2 separate regions of the Mus musculus genome follow, and region 2 is linked to region 1. A link is a loop called in an ENCODE intact Hi-C map of the cell type or tissue named here. Cell type or tissue: gastrocnemius. All regions are shown on one strand. Links, peaks and the distances in the headings refer to the core of each region. The heading gives the core; the rest is flanking DNA.

Region 1 (9,650 bases), core at 1-8,000:
TGCTTTGGGCAATCACACTATAGCATTATTGGATCACAACACTTGTGTGACATCACTTGATGACTCATTACTATGTCACAAACATAAGCTGAGATAACTTACTTTGCCATCATGTGCCATTGTGACAACATAGGGCTCTTACAATATCACAATGTCCAACAAACACCAAAATGTCCCCTCTGACAGGACAGTGTTCTACAGCATACCACCAAATGCCATCAAAATATTCAATCATGCCCTCATAGTACTGAACTGTGACATCTCAATGCTCCATTGTGACATCACAGGCCAGAATTTTTATATTAAATGATCAACTGGACTGAAATAATTCTCCATGTTGCTGAAACAATGCTGAATTTTGGCATTTCAGTGCTCCACGGAGCCAGCACAATGCAACTGTGGTACCTCAATTCTGAATTATGCCATCAAAATGACAAATTATGACATCACAGAACACCATTGTGACACCAAACTGAAGTATGATGATACCCCAATCCTTAAATATTCCTTTGCATTGCTTCATTGTGACACCATGACATAAATTTAGATTTTCAGTGCTGGACATGGCACTGCATATCTGTAATTCTCAGGTAGATGAGGTAAGAGGATAGAGAGTGTTGAGTCCAGCAGAATCGATTTCAAAACAAAAAATGAATGGGCTGGAGACCAGTTGGACAATATATTTGTCCAGCATGCTTGAATCCCCTGGGTTTATTCTCAGAAGTACAAATTAGTCCTTGTGGTGGTTTGAATGAAAATGGCCCCAATAGGCTCAAAGGGAATGGCATTCTTTGAAAGGATTAGGACCAGTGGCCTTGTTAGAGTAGGTGAGGCATTTTTGGAGTAAGTGTGTTACTTGGGGTGGGCTTTCAGGTTTCAAAGGCTCAAGCCAGGCACCACCCCTTCCTGCTGCCTGCCAATCAGAACTCTTAGATACCTCTGGAGCACCATATCTGCCTGCATCCTTGCTTCCCACCATGATGATAATAGACAAATATCTAAACTGTAAACCAGCACCAATTAAAGGTTTTCTTGTATAAGAGTTGCTGCAGTCATGGTGTCTCTTCATAGCAATAAAACCCTAAGACAGTCATGGGGGAGACAAGAGGACACAAAGTTCAAGGTCATCCTAGCTACTTAGCTTAAGTCTGGTCTGGCATTCAAGAGACTTTATCAAAACATAGGATAATCATATGAAGTACTTTGAACCCTTGAACTCCCTGTTAGCACTTATGCTTTTACATGATAGAAATCATGTGATCATAGTTTGTAATGTTATATACCAGGTAATGTTTGTATCAGGTACTTTGGTGAGCACAGACCACTGCTTACTCTCTCTCTCTCTCTCTCTCTCTCTCTCTGTGTGTGTGTGTGTGTGTGTGTGTGTGTGTGTGTGCCTGTGTGTGTGTGTGTGTGTGTGTGTGTGTTAGGGGGATTGAGAAGAACAACTTTTAGGAATTGGCTTAGTACTTCCTAAGTCATAGTATCCCTTGTTTCTGCTGTGCTGTGTACTCTCAACTACCTGTGTAGTCCAGGCTACCTAGCCCAAAACCTCAAGTGAGTCTTCTTCCATTTCATTATGTAAGTGCTGGGATTACAGATGCATGTTACTACATACAGGTCTTTAAACCATGCTGCTTTGCGAGACAGTAAGGGAGGGAGATGGTAAACTCAGATCTGGAGACTTGTAAGATGAGTACTTTTTCCTGCTGAGTCATCTCTCCAGCTCTCAATATTATTTTCTGAGACAGGCTCTTTTGATGAGCCTGGAGTTCAGCATTTTAGCTACAATGAGTGGCCTGTGACTCTCATGGAACCACGTGTCTTGGCTCCCCAGTGCTGCATGTTTGTGGATGCTATTGGTCATGTTTGTGAGGCAAGTACTTTACCCACTGTCTTAGTTAGGGTTTTATTGCTATGAAGAGGCATCATGACCACAGCAACTCATAAAATAAAATAAACATTTAATTGTGGCTGTGTACTGGCTAGTTTTGTGTCAACTTGACACAGCTGGAGTTACCACAGAGAAAGGAGCTTCAGTTGAGGAAATGACTCCATGAGATCCAGCTGTAAGGCATTTTCTCAATTAGTGATCAAGGGGGAAAGGCCCCTTGTGGGTGAGACCATCTCTGGGCTGGTAGTCTTGGTTCGATAAGAGAGCAGGCTGAGCAAGCCAGGAGAGGCAAGCCAGTAAAGAACATCCCTCCATGGCCTCTGCATCATCTCCTGCTTCCTGACCTGCTTGAGTTCCAGTCCTGACTTCCTTAGGTGATGAACAGCAGTATGGAAGTGTAAGCCAAATAAATCCTTTCCTCCCCAACTTGCTTCTTGGTCATGATGTTTGTGCAGGAATAGAAACCCTGACTAAGACAGGTTGGTTTCCAGGTTCAGAAATTTAGTTCATTATCATTACTGCACAAAACATGGTGATGTGCAGGCAGACATGGTGCTGGAGCTGAGAGTTCTACACCTTAATCCACAGGCAGCAGGAGGAGACTGCTCAACACTGGGCATAATTTCACTTTATCTTCAAAGTCTGCCCCCACAGTGACACACTTTCTTCAACTAGGCCACACCTACTCCAACAAGGCCACACCTACTCCAACAAGGCCACACCTCCAAATAGTACCACTCCCTATGGCCAAGCATTCTAATGTATGACTCTGTGGGGTCCATTTCTATTCAAACAACAACCACCACTAAACTATCTGCCCAAGTCCTCTATTAACTGACTTAAAGGAAAAAACTCTAGTCAGTTACTATTATTCTCATCCAAAAGTAGGGGGAATTAAGGACCAAGGGTGACTATGACTTGTCTGCAATACAGTGAATGGTTCTCTAGTTAAACTCATTCAAACCCTCTTTTTTTTTTTTCTTTCAATGGGATGAGCATGACCGATATATTATACTTGACAAAGGAAAGGAAAAGCACAAAAGCCTCGTGTGGGGACCAAAATGGGGCATTGTGGCAATTACCCCAAAGGGGGCCAAGATTCTCTATTTATTTTCTGTGCTGGGTAGTTTTATGTCAACTTGACATACATAAACTACTGTCTATCAGAGAGAAAGGAATCTCCATTAGACAAGCCAGCAGGAACTTTTCTTATTTAATGATTGGTTTCAGAGGTCCCAACCCATCGTGAATAGTTCCATTTCTGGGCTGGTAGTCCTGGGTTCTATAAGAAAGCAGGCTGAGGAAGCCAGCAGAAACCACTCCTCCATAGCCTTTGCAACAGCTTGCATCAGCTTCTGCCTCCAGGATCCTGGCATGCCTGCCTTCCATGACGAAATATGACATGGAATTATAAACAAAATAAATCATTTTCTCCCCAAGTTGCTTCTGGTCATAGTGTTTCCTCATAGCAATAGCAATGGGGGGGGGGGGGTAGTTTTGCAAGATAACATCAATGTACCACTAGGTGGCAATAGAACCTAAAAAATGTAATCTCCAACCACCTGCTTTTTACAGATTGACAGAAGTACAAAATGTATACTCTGGTGTTAAATTTCTCTTATTACACAAGATCTCTTGAATCCCTAGGAAGCCCCAAACTTGCTGTATAGCTGACAAGGGCCTTCAGTTTCTGATCTTCCTCACCCCCACCCCCTTCTACATTCTAAGTGCTGGGATAGCAGGTAGACATCTCCATGCTGGTTCTGCAGTGTTGGCTGAGTACATGGCAGACAAGCACTCTGCAGACTGGTGCAGGTTCCCAGACCCCCAATCTGTCCATAAAAGTAAAATTTCCTAAAACAGACATTGTCTTGCTACTATAATCACAATAACAACAGTGTTTTTTTCTTTTTTTAGAATACGTTTTTGGAGCATGTAGGAGAGTGTGTGTTCATGTGCATGCAGAGGCCAGAAGAAGGTAATTGGATCGTCTAAAGCTGGAGTTACAAGCATTGTGTGCCACTGGCATACTGGGATTTAAACTTGGGTCCTCATAAACAGCAACAAGGTGTTTTTTAACCACTGAGCCATTTCTCCAGCCCCTAAACACAGTCTTGAACCCATAATGTATATTTTTCTCTCACTTTTATTTGTCTATGAAGCCCTGGTAAGAAGTACAAAGTAAACTCGGTACTTAGAATTGTCTCATTCTTCTGCTTCCCTTTGTAATCTCAACATTTTGGATTTTCCTTTCTTTTTTTCATTGGTTTGTTTCTGTTGTTGTTGTTGTTTAGTTTCTTTCTGGGGCTGCATTTTAACTCTCCATCTTTCTGCCTCAGATTCCAGAGTGCTGGGATTACAGGCATGTGACACTACATCCAGCTGGAGTTGGTTTTTAGGTTATATAGCAATGCTGCAGTTCTGGGGTTTTTTTTGTTTTGGTTTGGTTTTTGTTTTTGTTTTTTTTTTTTGTTTGTTTGTTTTTTTGGTTTTTTTGTTTTGTTTTGTTTTTGCCTCTCAAAAACAACTTTTTAATTCCACTTGCAAACTTAGAGTTTACCTTAAATCAGAAGTTAATGCACACATTAAAGTATAGTTGAGGCTACGATGTAATTCAGCTGGCAGTAGAGTATTACCTAGCATGCTCGAAGCCATGTAGTCTCTCCCTGTCACTGCCTGTAATGTGTGATGGTGTATGCCTCTGATGCCAACACTGGAGAGGTGAAAGCAGGAGAAGCAGTTCAAGGTCACCCTTGGCTACACAGTGAGCTTGAAACCAGCTTCGGACACACAAGACCTTTCCAGTACTCAATAGGCAAACTCGTACGCATCTCTATGAGTTTGAGGCTAGCGTGGTCTACATAAAAAATTGCAGACAAGCCAGGGCCACATTACGATTTCTTCTCTAAAAGGGTTGAGGGATGGAGGTAGATGACGTCTTGGCTTAGAACATCTGTGACTTGCAGAGACTGTGGATTCAATTCCCAGCACTCACACATGTGCCCTCCCTCCATCTGTAACTCCAGTTCTCAGGAAGCTGGTGTCATCTTCTGACTTCTGAGGGCACTAGGCCGGCATGGGTTCACATATTACATAAATGCAAGCAAAATGTTCACAAATAAGAAATAAGCAAAGCCAATTTTTTTAAGGCTTTGCCTGTAAATTTCTCTTGTTTTACAATTACATTGCTTAGCAGGTGTTTGGATGCCCACACTGCTTCTACGGTGCTAACAGAAGAACAGGAGTGGGTGTCATCAGAAGCCAGATGGTGCCAGTTTTAGGACCCCACTGTCTATAAATAAGACTATCAACTCTCTGATGTTCAGAAAAAAAGAACTCAAGACATTTGATACTTGTCAAAGGTGGATTCTGTTCAAAGGTATGGGTCTTAACCTTACTATCCTCCAGCTTTGTCATCCAGTTTCTTCTGTGGTTTTGGAGTTGTTGGTGTGGGGAAGCAGAACCCAACTCCTATCCATCAGCCAGCTAGAGACTGCACAATTGGAGCAGTGTTATGAAGAGATCCTTGGCAATTTTTTTTTCTTCTGAAGGAACATGACATTTTTCCTTCTATTTTCCCTTTTCTGCTTTAGTAAATGATAATTGATATGGTTTTCTGTTTGCTTGCTTGCTTGCTTTTGAGACAAGGTTGTAGCCTTGTCTTGCTTAGAACTTGAGATGTAGCTTAGGCTGATCTCAAATTCCTAATCCTCCTGCCTTCACCTCTGAAGTGTTGAGAGAATAGATGTACACCACTATGCCCTTGGTTGTTTTATATTTGGTTTTGTGGTTTGTACTGAGACATGATATCCCCATCCAGCGCTATACCACCCTGTAAGTGCTGGGCACTTGAACCCTTGTCCTCGATAAGAACAGCAAGTTCTCTTAACCACTGAGCAGATTCTTCCATCCTTAAAGATTTTCTCCCTGAAGAAATAAAGGGAAATTTAAAATGTTCTATGATAGAAAGTTGTAATGAAACATAAAACAAGAAGTAGGTGTGGTGGCTGGAGATTTCACTCATTTTGGTAGCATATTCCTTCCACATGGATGAAGAAACACTATAAAAACAAGATGTGGTGGCAGCATTAAACAATCAAAAAAGAGTCATGTGAGCTAAACATGGTCTCCTGGACAGATGTAACTCTCACTGTGGGAGCAAGGAGCCTCCCTCCTCTTCCTTATCTCCTTCTTTTTTGTTTTGTGTGTTGTTTTTTAGACAGGGCCTCATTGTGCAGCCCTGGCTGGCTAGAAACTCACTATGTAGACCAAACCTTTCTGGAATTCAGAGAGACCCAACTGCCTCTCTGCTGAAATCAGAGATGTTTGTTACCATGCTGTTTCTTACTTGTTAGTTTACAATCTTCTTTTTTATTAAACTTGAGACGAGATTGCCTATAGTGAAGGCTGGCCTCTATGTTAGTGAAGATATCCTTGAACTTCTGATCCTCTTGCCTCAACCTCCTCCTGAGTGCTAACATTGCAGAAGAGCACTGCCACACCTGACCTAGGGCTACATAAACAAGTGGCACACCCCCAAAACACTGAAATTCATACTTCGACACTGAATAGGATCACTTTTACAGCTTCTCCGAACCCTTAGCACTACCATTCTGAGCTGCTGGACTCTTTTTACATGGTCTATCTGACATGTTCAAACTCTAGACTGAGAATAAAGTCGACTCCAAAGAAATCAGAATCAACAGATAGGAAGAGATGTCTTTCTGACACTCTTGAGTGTCTTGATCTAGCCATATTTGATCCAGCCATACCTGATAGCTTGCCATTTTTGGTTATATCAATAATATCCATTCATCTTTTTGAAACTGGTTTCAACTTAACTTCTGTCACAAACAAAAACATGCTATTAAAAGTCACCTTTTTGTAGGGGGGATTTGTATGTATGTTCATGCATGAGGTTTATATCACAAATCTTCCTCAACCCACCCTTCACCTTAATGTGAGTGCTGTGAGGTGTGTGTGTGTATGTGTGTGTGTGTGTGTGGGTGTGTGTGGGTGTGTGTGTTAAATATATGTGACTCAGTACTTAGTATACAGGTATGTGCACCTGGGGAAGGGTGTCCTCTATCTCGTTCCACCTCACTCCCTTGAGACAGTGTCCCTTATTGAATCTGGAATTCATGTTTTGTTTTGTTTTGTTTTTTTCAGTCAGACTGGCAGTTAGCCAGCACATTCCATGAATCCCCCTGTCTCACCCTCAGCCACCCTTCACTGTAGTTATATCGAGTTATAGGTTAGAACCATTCCCAGCTTTCTGCATGGTGTTAAGGACTTGCACTCATATCCTCATTCTAGCATGAAAAGCACTTAATTCACTGAGAAATCTCTCCCCAGCCTCATGTCACATGTTTTTATTAAGTAGCTATACAACTATTACTGGATTAAGAATGAAACGTCTGCAGGGCCAGGAAGCAAGAGTGGGTGGGTTGGGGAGCAGGGCAGGGAGAGGGTATAGGGGACTTTCGGAATAGCATTTGAAATGTAAATGAAGAAAATATCTAATAAAAGAAAAAAATCTGATCCTAACACAAAGCATTGAAAAATTTACTGCCATACATGAACTCAAGAGTAGTGGTTCACAGTACAGAGGCTGCAAAGGGCCCTAGAACATTCTGAAAATCATCACAACCAACTCAAGAAATGAAAACGTTACTCTGAGCTTTTTTGTCAGTAGACATTACAGCTTTTAAGCAAAACTTCCAAAAGGTGAGCAGATAATTTTGGAAGTCTATTGAGGAATGTTTGGGACCTATCTTGTTAGGTCCAGCATACTTCTACGTCCCTAGTGCAACCTGGGAGGGGCCGTTTCTCCCTCTTACATTGTAAACATGTATTGCATAATTCAGACTCTCCTGGTCTGCTAATACATTCCACGCAGCTGCCTGGTTTGCAGATGGTAGTGGTGGTGTTGTGTGTTAGGGGCAGGGGGGGGGGGCAGATTAACAAATCATTGAGCAGGTATACATCAGTGAGGAATTCTAACCAAACACTAGGGACACCTGGGAGCGTGGGTACAGGATTTCACTTAATTGCTCCTCCCAGATGCTGCATGTGTCTGGAGGTGAGGGTTTTCTTTGGAGTTAAAACAATAAGGTATTTACTTAGCCATATCTTTTACAAAGATAGCATGACCCCAAAAACAAAGCTTTTGTTTATTTTCTTTTCCAAAACTTGTGTTTGCAGATGGCTAAGATATTACACCACTAATATCAGCCGTCATGGGGCTGAAGCAAGAGAACTGATGTAAATCTGAGGCCCTCCCGAACTACATACCAAGATACTACCTTAATAAATAAATAAGTAAACATACAAACAAACAAACAAGGTTGAAGAGATGGCTCAGCTAATAAACCATTTGTCACTCAAGCATGAAGACTAGAGTTCTGCTTTCCAGAATCCATATAAATGATGAATAGGTGTGATGCTATGCTTTTAATATTGAAGAGGAATGGCAATCCAGCAACATCCTGACAAAGGTGAGCCCTGAAATCAAGTGAGAGATCCTGCCTTAAAGTATAAGGTGGAGATTGGGCAAAGAAGATAATTAGAGCCAATTTTTGGCCTCCATATGTACACATACACATGCATGCACACCTGCACGTGTCCCCACACATTCATACCACACACACATGCAAAATTCAATAAATAAATTGCTGAGGATATAGTTAAGTTGGTATAGTGCTTGTCTCGCATGGTGAAGCTCTGGGTTCAGTCCTCAGCACCACATAAACTGGGTATGGGGTGCATGCCTATAATACCAGCATGTGCAATGTAGAGAAGATGAATCAAGACTTAAAGGTTATGCTTGGTTCCTCTATTAGGGTTCTCTAGAGGAACAAAAGCTATAGAATGAATACATGTCACAAAAGGGAAGTGTTATACTGGCTTACATGATACAAGTTGGATTGTATAACAATACTCTCCTGACACTGAAAAAAAACTGAGAGTCCAGGATCTGCTTGGTCAACAAAGCTGGCTGTCTCAGCAATTCCTGTCTGGCACTGCAGGCCTGGATGATTCAATACGTGTTGGAAGGATGAAGAAGCTGGGTTTTGATAGCAGCAACCTAAAGCAGCTGTGACAACAGCCTCGGTAGCCTGTTAACACTGTCGATGAACTCACCAGCTGTGCAGGGAAGCAAGCAGGTCAACAGCAAGAAACTTTCCCTCAACCTTCTTTAACCTGGACTGCCACCAGATGATGCCGCCCAGGGTTTTGGTTTTTTGTTTGTTTGCTTGTTCATTTGTTTGTTTTAAGGTGCATAAATTTATTATTGATAACCCTAAACTTTTCCCTTAAAAGAAAGGTGAAGGAAACCACTACCTAAACAAAGACCGTTATTCTGTAATGTCAGTGCACTTAAAGACTTGGGTAGGGAATGAAAGCTTGTTGTGTTAGTTTTTGTTAACTTGACATGCTCTTGAATATATCTGAGGAGGGAGGCCCTCAAAGAGTGGCCATCAGATTTGCCAGTAGGTAAGTCTGTAGGGCATTTTGCTTCTCTTGCTGTGTTTCCCTCTGTCTCTGTCTCTCTGTGTCTCTCTCTGTGTCTCTTTCTGTCTCTCTCTGTGTGTGTCTCTCTCTGTCTCTGTGTGTGTGTGTGTGTGTGTGTGTGTGTGTGTGTGTGTCTCAGTCTCTATCTCAGGCCCCGCCCTCTGTTTATTTGGTTTTTTGTGGGGAATTGCAGGCTGGTATCCAGTCGAGCTGAGGTCTGAACCCCGATGGTCATAATTCA
Region 2 (9,610 bases), core at 1,611-9,610, 360 kb after region 1:
TGTGCCAGGTATAGATCCCATCTCATGGAGTAATCCTGAAGTCAAATCAGATATTGATTGGTTATTCCCAAAATGTTTGAGTCACGATTGCCCTAGCAATTCTTGCAGACAGAATATCATTGCAGAGTAAAGATTTTGTGGCTGGCTTGGTGTTTACATTTCACTTTCGGTAGTAGGTATAAGACCATCCTTTACCAAAGATAGTAGAACCTAGGAAATGGGAGTGAAGACTGTTCATACCAGCTTGACTTCTCCATGCTCAACAAGATATGCAGGTGTTTTCTTCAGTAATGGGGCCTTGCTGACAGTTTGTGAGAACAACCCGTAGCCTTGGCAACAGCCTGAGTTGTTTGGAGATTCCTATGGGACCTCTTTGACCAACAATTCAATTAAATGTAACCCATCTCAGGACTGAAGGTTTCATTTGGTGACAAGAGATGAACAATTGGGACTCTGTCTCCTCCATTGTTTGGCATTTCACTTAGATCACCTTCATATATGTATATTATCCCGTCCCGCGGGATTCAGTTATTCGTGGGTGCGAGGGGGACCGCAAACCTGGAAGGAAATGGGAGTAAAAGAAAGAAGAGTCGGAGGACCAAGTAGATTGAACCTATCAAGGTCTCGTTTATTAGGCTGAGGTGCCTTCTTTTTAAAGCATACATCTCGGGGAATATGGGAGGGGTCTAGGGAGAATTATACAAAGAACAAAGAAGTGGGCATCTGCTGACATGGGGGCCGAAGTCAGGCGCCAGGCAGTGGGCACTCTGGATCTTATCTCTGGAACATCGATCCTCCTTGACGGCCTTGGGGGTCAGGCTGGGCTCAGGCGTAACTCATGTCCTTGGATGGCATGGGAACTCAGGAAGAGATAGGGAAGAGGGGACTATAATTTAGCTTTTACAGCCTCAGGTGCCAGGAAAGGAATAGGGAGGAAAGGGGGGTGACAACCAGCTCTTAGTACAAGGCCCTTGATTTGTTAAGGAGATTGTGAAGGGCTCACTTTCTCACGGGATGGTCTCTGACAGTATATATTTTAGGAAGCTTCTACTTGTATTGTGTTTCCATAGTACCTTGAGGGTGCGTCTAAAGGGTGACATATAGGAATGCTATGCTTGTTGGTTTGTTAGGAGCAGAGTTTAAAGTGAAGGTGTGAGCATACACAATACCCCTGTCACTCTAAGTGCCAGGTCTCAAAGTGACATTTGTGTAGGAGTTGCCTTTTTCTATGCTTTATGTTTTATTCCTTCACAAAACACATCAAGATTATGTTTAGTTTTTTGAGGGAAGAAAGATTTCTTCTTCATACTATCAAAAGCAAGCCATGGTATGAGGTTTCTATGTTCATGGGGCTATTCAATCTTTTGATGTTGCAGCATGACATTGTGGTCTATAGATGTGGTAGGCTGCATCCTCGGCTTCCTGGGACACATGTAACTTATGGGGCTTAGGTTAGTATATATTTCCTTATCTTGGAGGATGACTTCCTAGAAGAAAACCTTGCTGAGAGATCAGGTGTTCTTTCTGCTTCTTATCCTCTTTGAGCCCAGTAGTTTTCACGTACATTTTCCATCGCCCGTCTTGTGCCGGATACCAGAGAAACAGATGAACAGCATGGTTTCCCCTTGATGACATATTAAGCACTGGAGAACTGCTATATTGGGAATACTTCTATTAAGGCATGTACCTACTGTTGTCCAAAAATCCAATGATGATATTGACATTGTTAACAATGATAAGAGTAGCCTTGAGACTGTGAGGAACAAATTATAGAACCTGTGGCTCCACAGACTGTCTTTCTGAAAGCCATCCTAGATCATCTAGTCCGGCTCATGTTGTTGTCTTTAAAGCCTTTTCCTGAGCCAGCCTTTGCTTTGATGCCTTCCATGATGACATCTTCTTCCATCGTTGACGAATTGGTTCTAAAGAATCAAGGAGCATTCCTGTTCTCTGAATTCATTTACTGCTGAATTTATTATTCCTGTTAGTCTTTTTCTGATATTGTTCAATATAATCTCAACCAACAAATACTGCTGGTTCTTCTCCTGAGTGGTGTTCTTGTTACCTTGCAAGTGAAATTCTGGAGGCTCAGAGTGGCCCATTAATTTGCTCAAGTAAGGTTATTTAAAACAAAGTGGCACAGCCAGTGTTGGAGACCAGGTCTTTTGATTTTAAAGAAGAGATTTTTCAGGCCTAGAAAGATGTCTGAGTGGATAAGAACCCCCACTTACAATGGACCTATATCAAAACCTAACTCCTGAGCTCACAACTGCCTGTAATTCTGGTTCAGCCACTCTCTCCTGACCTGCATGGGCACCTACATGTATGTGATGCATAGACAAGGGGGCACATAATTGTACACAGAAAAGTGTACAGTCCAAAGGTAGGCTCACAGAGAAAGGAAAACTAGGCCTGACTACGGAAGGACAAATATTTATTCTGGACACAGTAAATGCTAAAACATGGAACTGTGAAATAGCTTGATGTGGGGAGAAGGGTCTGATGACTTTGTGGGGACATGCCATGGATGGTGTGTGGGGCTAGGTTGCTTCCAACATGACAAAGAGGGTGGATTGAATGGTAAAATAGTATGCTAGTCAGCTTTCTAGAGCATGACGAAATTTCTGAGACAATCAACTTGAAATAACAGAGAATATTGACTCATGGGTGCAGTCCATGACTTCCTGGACTTGTCACTCTGAGCCTTTGGTGAGGGAATAATATCATGGTGGGGACATTTGATAAAGTATACCTGTTCACCCTCATAATGTTTAGGAACCATTTAGAAACCAGGGTTTGGGGGATAGGGTCTTAAAAGTCCTCTTTAGTGATGCTTTTTTTCTACAAGGCTCCACCTCCTAAACACAGCACAACCTTCCAGTGGTGTTATAAACCAAGCCTTTAATACATGGGCTTTGGGGACATTTAAGATCCAGAATTCAACTGTGGGAAGCTGTAGAGGTAAGAAGTTGATTGCAGCAAAAGGAGACACTGACAAAGATTAGTATTTGATTTTCAGATTCTGAAATCTGTCCACCTGATGACCTTGCCTTATTACCAGCATGCAAAGAGAATCTTGAAGACCTCCTAGGCCCATCCTCCATAGCCACTTACCTGGATTCCAAGAGTCAGCTCTCTGTTAAAGTCAGCGTGAATGGAACTGACCAGTCTGAGAATATCAATATCCCTGATGACACAGAAGACTTAAAACAGAAAATCCACGACTTGCAAACCGAGCTGGAAGGCTACCGGAACATCATTGTCCAGCTACTGAAGCACTCTCAGTGCAGTGAGGCTATTATCACAGTTTTGTGTGGGACAGAAGGGGCCCAAGATGGCTTGAACAAGCCTAAGGGCCATATTGATGAGGAAGAGATGACATTTTCAAGTTTGCACCAAGTACGATATGTGAAGCATATGAAAATCCTCCGTCCACTAACCCCGGAGATGATTGATGGCAAGATGCTAGAGAGCCTCAAGCAGCAGCTGGTGGACCAGGAGCAGGAGCTACAGAAGGAGCAGGACTTGAACTTGGAACTTTTCGGTGAAATCCATGACCTGCAGAACAAGTTCCAAGACCTCTCGCCATCAAGGTACATCCTATTCCTGCTTCATCCTCCTCATTAGGCTTGCAGGTTTCCCAGGTCGTTGCTATGTAGGAGCCCAGCAGCTCTTGAGCGAATGCTACTCCCTGGGTGGGTAGAGTATACCCTAGGGAAGGCTTCACTTGGGCTTCAGGCAGCCACACAGCTTCACTCTATGCATGCGTATGTTAGGAGCTGGGCAACTTCTGAGACTGGCAGGGCAGGAGTTGCCCTCCTCAGGCTGAGGACTCAGTGTAGAAACTCCACAGCCATCAGACGGTGGATTGCAGTGTGTTTACTGAGCTGCCTGCTGTGTTTATTTCTGAACTCTGTTATTGGCTTTTGCCTTGTTGTGGAAATAAAATGGATGTCCTAAGCAGGTTGGGAGGAATATAAATGTTTTTCATATCTTTACCCTTTAAGGTCATCTTAGAGAAATAAGCCTGTGTAGAAAGCAAGAAATTCTTGGGTCATGAAGATAATGCTTTATAGTTATAAATATGTACACTGGCTTCGTGAGATATGGCAAAAAAACGGGATAGTCTGTAAATTTGACCTTCATTCGTTACTAATTTGAGAAAAGCGCTGTTCTGGATTGTCAAGAGATAGAGTGATATTTTATTTTTCAAGGCTACCCAAGCAGCAAGACTGAGGGAAACTTATCAGCCTTCAGGCTCGGACGTGTTTGTTTGATTTTGTTTTGAGATGGGAGTTTCACCACATAGTTGAAGCTGCTCTTAAACTCATATTCTTCCTGCCTCTGCCTCCTGAGTGCTGGATGGCAAGTGTGTACCATTCCACTGGGAAAGAACTCAACTATTTAGTTCCAGACACACTGAGCAGGAGGCATTCTCAACTTGTTTTAGTTAGCAGAGCAACTGAGACTCCTAGAGATTTCTGTGACTTGCCCGTGGTCAGAGCCCCTGCCAGGGTTCCAGCCTATACTGCCCACTCTTAGTGTTCCCCGGAACTACCCCACCCTTGAGATGGCGCTGCTGTGATTTGCCTGTAGTGTATTGGTATTAACAGTGGTCATGGTGAACAGCTTGCTGTGACTGTTTTTCCTCGTCTGAGGAAGCTGCAGGCTTGCTCTTACCGACTCCTGGGCCTGCGTAGAGAAGGGTGGCACCTGGTGGTGAGGGGGTGGTATTGCATGATAACTCTTCACATTCTGTGGGTTTGAAAAGCAAAGCTTTAGCTCTAAATACCTTTGAGAAAGCTTTCCTTCTCTGCAAGAATCCATTTGTTAGAAGCCTGGGAGAACCAGGTGACCTACGATAACTTGATCCCATGACTGATGGGACCTAGTCACTCAGTAAGGTGGTGGCCTGGCGTCCAACTGACTCTTTCCGTTGGAAGCAGGGAGTCCTTTCTTTTTACCCTTGCCGTATACATACTTGTACTTGGTGAGAATTTTCAGTGGGTCCCTGACCTTGGGGCATTTGTTTCTACAATTCAGAATAGTGTCTTTGAAGAGTGTATGGAAACTAATTGTGCTCCTGAGTCCTTGCCAATCTATGCTTTAATTGGGGGCTCTCTAAGGTTACAAATATTGCAGAAGAATCTCTGTTCAAGCATTTGTTGGCTGTTTGAACTCAAAGAAGGGGTGACCTTGTACAGTTTCAATTTTTCTAAAGTATATATGCTTGTACAGCTACGGGCTTTCAGAAATTATGCTCTGTCATTTTTCCAATTAGTGTTGAGGTCACAAAAATTCAATTCGAAAATGACACACACATTTTCCTTCCCTCTTTTATCAGATACGATTCATTGGTTCAGTCCCAAGCGAGGGAGCTCTCCCTTCAGCGACAGCAAATTAAGGATAGCCATGGCATCTGTGTCATTTACCGTCAACACATGAGCACCATGATCAAGGCGTTTGAGGAGCTTCTGCAGGCCAGTGATGTGGACAGTTGCGTGGCCGAGGGCTTCCGGGAGCAGCTGACACAGTGTGCTGGACTGCTAGAGCAACTGGAGAGGCTGTTTCTCCATGGTACGTAGGTAGAGGCCCTCACTGTGACTCTCCGGCTCCTTCGGTGTGGGCACCAGCAGGTTTGATTCGTTGGCTTTGCTGTACACACAAACCTGGCTGTTCTGCCATTAAGCCGAAACAGCCTTCTACTTCACAGTCCTGCGCTTTGCTTCTCTTGTTCCCCCTTGTTTTTCTCAGCCCTCCTATTAGGTAAGTGCTCCTGGACAATCTCTGTCATAAGACAGCAACAGTCCTGTCACTCACCGACATCACTGTCCCCGCTCCTCCATTTTTCTTGGTTTTCATAGTCAGGAAGCTAGTGAGTTAGTGAGTGAGTGAGTCCAGTTTTATGGTATGTAGAGTGGTCCACCAGAGGAAGTACCTTCTCTGTGGTTGTGTTGAGAATGCATGGCCATGCTGGGGTTTTACAACTCATCTCTTCGCATAAGTCTGTTCCCGCTAGATCTGTTTGTATTCTTGATATTGTAGACATTACTTGGTTGGAGCATCACAGTGCTCTTGGAATTGGACAATAACTCAGTGTCATAGTCACTGTTGTGTTGCTTTAAAGAGACACCATGACCAAGGCAGCTCTTGTGAAAAAGGAAGCATTTATTTGGAGTTTGTTTACAATTTCAGAGGTTTTGTCCATTGTCATCATGGTGGGGAAAATGGCAGAGTACAAACAGTAGCTGAGACCTACCTTATTTGTAGGGGTTGGGGAGTACGACACTGGCCTGGCGTAGGCCTTTGAACCTCAAAGTCCTCTCCCAGTGACACACTTCCTCCAACACATCCACACCTCTTAATCCTTATAATGCTCTCAAATAGTACTACTTCCTTTTGGCTAAGTATTCAAATATTTGGTCCTCTGGGGGCCATTCTGATTCAAACCACCATTCTTGGTTTTGTTAGGACTTGGCTTTATGAGTGACATGTGGTTCTCATGACCAAGTACTTTTGGTCAGATGTGTTAATGGTAAATTGAGGCTAAACCCTCAGATCTGTGTGCTTTGCAGGTTAGGAACCTGGCCTTAATCAAAGCAGTAAGTTTCCTAGAGACACAGGGCACTTGGTAATGCCAGATTTAACTGTTCTTTTGCCTCCACTCACAGAGAACCGATAGTTCACCTTGGTCCCTGTATGTACAGTTTAATTCCAGGATAAACACAGGGTAGTTCCCCCATCTGATAGCCATTAGTGGTTTTCCTAGAGACCTGTCATAGACTGGCTTCCTGGCATTTGTTCCCTAAGAGCCCTGAGGATCAGGGTATAGGAGCACTGGCCTATATGCAGCTTGATAAAGGCTGTTCTCTCTGGACCATGCGGTCTAAATAAGCTCACTTTCACTTACTAGTGCAGAAGGAAGTGGGTGTCAGACAGATAAAACTGGATTGACCAAGCCCATAATGCTTTGTTGTGTTTTCTTCAGCTGGTCCTGGCCCTGGCCTTGGCCAGGGAGGTGAGGGGAAAGTTGCCTCTGGCACCAGCTCCTCTCCCTCTTCAGCTGGCTGCTCAATGTCTTCGCTCTCAGCCAGAATCTGACAAACATCCCGCTTGTTGTTTCCTCTGGAGGTAGGAACATTCAGAGCTAGCAGATGGCACGTGTAGAACCTCACTTTCTTCGAGGTACAAAGGCCACAGGAACCTCACTGCAGCTTCCTCCCTATGCAGGGAAGAAAAAGAGGCACAGAGACTGATATTTCTTGGATTCCATGGTAGGAGTCTGGCTCTTGCATTATGATCTGGATTTACAATAAAGTAATTGGCATGTAAAGTAGGTGTATGGCAAAGGTTGTCAAACATTTAAATATAGACCTTAAAAAGTAATACCAAGCATGTTTCCTGTGGAATGATAGCTAGGCAGACACTACCCTGATTGTATCATTTGTGTAGCCGTGCATGGGCAGTCTCCGAGTTTCTGTGCCTGGACCCTTTAGAAATGTGGGTTTTTTTTTTTATATAGCAACAGGACTCTTTGCAACCTTTCCCTTTGCTCAGTGATTGATAACACACATTAAGCTTTAGTGGCTGCAGAACATTTTCTATATAAATGTCCCTTGCCTTATTTGATGATTCCCAAGGGATGGACGCTTAGGTTGTGTCCATTTGGGGACCGTTGTAAAGAACACTGACTTGGAATCTCAGTGCATCCTTGCTATTTCTGTCACAGCATTCGGTTGGCAGAATCTAAGCCGCAGGGTAGGGTAGGTAGTAATGCGCTTTCTTGACACTTGCTAAGGGCAGAGCTGGAAACTTAGGGTCCCATGAGGGGTCTGGACTGGGAAGATGCTGTGGAGCATTCACTTTCCTAGAGTGAAGGTCTGTAGCGTTTAGATCTTCCACAGACTCAGACACGGAGTAGATCTGTAGCTGGAGTTGCAGTCGGGTTTCCCAGCATAGCCCATCATGGTGTCTTCAGAGACACGCTGGTATGAGGAATGCAGTAATTGAGCAGAGTGCTAGAATTGCTGCAGAGACAATTCCGAGATAGCCCTTCAGTGAACTCGGTATGGCTGTCAAGGTTTAGCCTCTTAAATAGAAGCCAGTCACTAAGGATCCTTTGCCTTGACACTTTTCCTCATTCCTTCTCAAGACTTTCCCTGGTGTGATGGAAAAACCAGTGCAGGGATGTGGAAGGTGGCGTTCACTGTATGTTTGCTGTATTCTCAGCACAGGAGGAACTATACATGTGAGGAGCATGAGAGGTCACACAGGAGATGGCAGAGTCCGAATTGGAGGTTTTCTTTCACAGCCGGTTCAGACCACTTCGATATCTGTGTCCCTGTCTCATTCGAGTCAGGCTGGATGTGGAGACCAAAGGTTCCTGTCACGTTTCCCGTTCTCTGACTGCTCAGACCAGTGCCTTTCTACCCAGGCTGTACTCACTCTCTATAGAAATTGTATCGCTCCTCTCAAAGCTCTCTCTGTTCACCCCATAGAAGAGAGAGCTTGTTCCTGTACTTCACTCTGGGTTATCTGCAACTCACACATGTCAGTCTGACTTTGTGGTATAGGCTATCAGAGGGAAGCTAGAGTGGCCTTTGGAGTCAGATATTGGAGTTAATACCCTGGTTTATGGGTCATTCGACTTCAAAGGTCATATGTCTTCTATGGAAGTAGCAGCACCTACCTTAGCAGAGTTGTTTGTAAGGATTAAGTGAGCTTATTTTAAGTGTCTCGTGTTGCCCTTGGAAACATACAGCATTTGGGAAGTGACAGCAAGCATTGCAAGAGGTACCTGGTCTGTCTGTAACTTGATATTGCCATGGTTGGTATCCATGAGAGGTCTGCCCTTTTCTGAAGAGAAATCGAGGAAGAGAGGATTGGGAGGTAGGGTAGAGGGGAGATCCATGAAGGGAAGGACTGGGAGAAGAGGGAAAACTTCAGACAAAAGGGAGGAAGGGAAGGAGGGAGGGGAGGGGAGGGGAGGGGAGGGGAGGGGAGAGGAGGAGAGGGGAGGGGAGGGGAGGGGAGGGGAGAGGAGAGGAGGGATGGATGATAACAGTGTCCCAGGCTGTTAAACAAAGGGTCTGACTCCTGTCACCATGGAATCACCTCCTCTGTATAGAATGGTTTTTGCTTCAGAGATGAAGCCCAGATGCCTGGCATGGTAGCACAGGTTTATCATCCCAAGCAGGGCTGAGGAAGAAGATTGTGGGTGTATGGCTGGCTTGGGATACATAGAAGATTTTTGCCTTAAAAGCAAACAAATGAACCTTGGGGCGGAGGGGAGAGGCACAAAGCTCCCTCCATCCCCCACCTCTAATTTCCCCTCTGGCTGATACTGGACTGTGTTTGCCTTCACCGCTACCACACTGTCCCTCATCCCCACACCCTGTAACTGTCTCCTTGGAGGTGAGCTCACCGAGGACAGACCGGACAGCTCTGCATCCACCCTTCTATCCTCGGTGTGTGCCAGGCTCCTGAGAGGAGCCGTGGTCGAAAGGAGAGAAGAAGAATGGCCTGGAGTTGGAGACACCAGGAACTTGGGTTTGAGTACGGGGATCATGTCGAGTCGTGGTGAGAAATTGTGTGCCAAAAGAGGCTTCTG

Evidence for each region. A loop is a pair of places that touch in the nucleus more often than their neighbours do. Peaks named below come from ENCODE experiments on the same cell type or tissue, not always from the same donor. Only the 100,000 strongest peaks of a DNase experiment are listed, where the experiment ranks them.
Region 2: a loop joins it to region 1, with 4 times the contacts of the local background. A loop is called at or near these places in 3 of 42 quality-filtered maps.

Annotation. Positions count from the first base shown.
Region 1 is chr4:70,615,313-70,624,962 of GRCm38, reverse strand. No RefSeq gene overlaps it. Among named protein-coding and RNA genes, the nearest start is that of Gm32209, 5.0 kb to the left of the region's middle. In gastrocnemius, for the core only: a CTCF peak has its summit at 3,443 (motif pointing right); no DNase peak of the experiment used is centred there.
Region 2 is chr4:70,260,458-70,270,067 of GRCm38, reverse strand. Cdk5rap2 (CDK5 regulatory subunit associated protein 2) reads left to right here. Exons shown (of 37, transcript NM_145990.4): 24 at 3,020-3,593; 25 at 5,345-5,577. Among named protein-coding and RNA genes, the nearest start is that of Cdk5rap2, 150 kb to the left of the region's middle. In gastrocnemius, for the core only: a CTCF peak has its summit at 4,717 (motif pointing left); DNase peaks (open chromatin) are centred at 4,669, 7,051 and 9,470.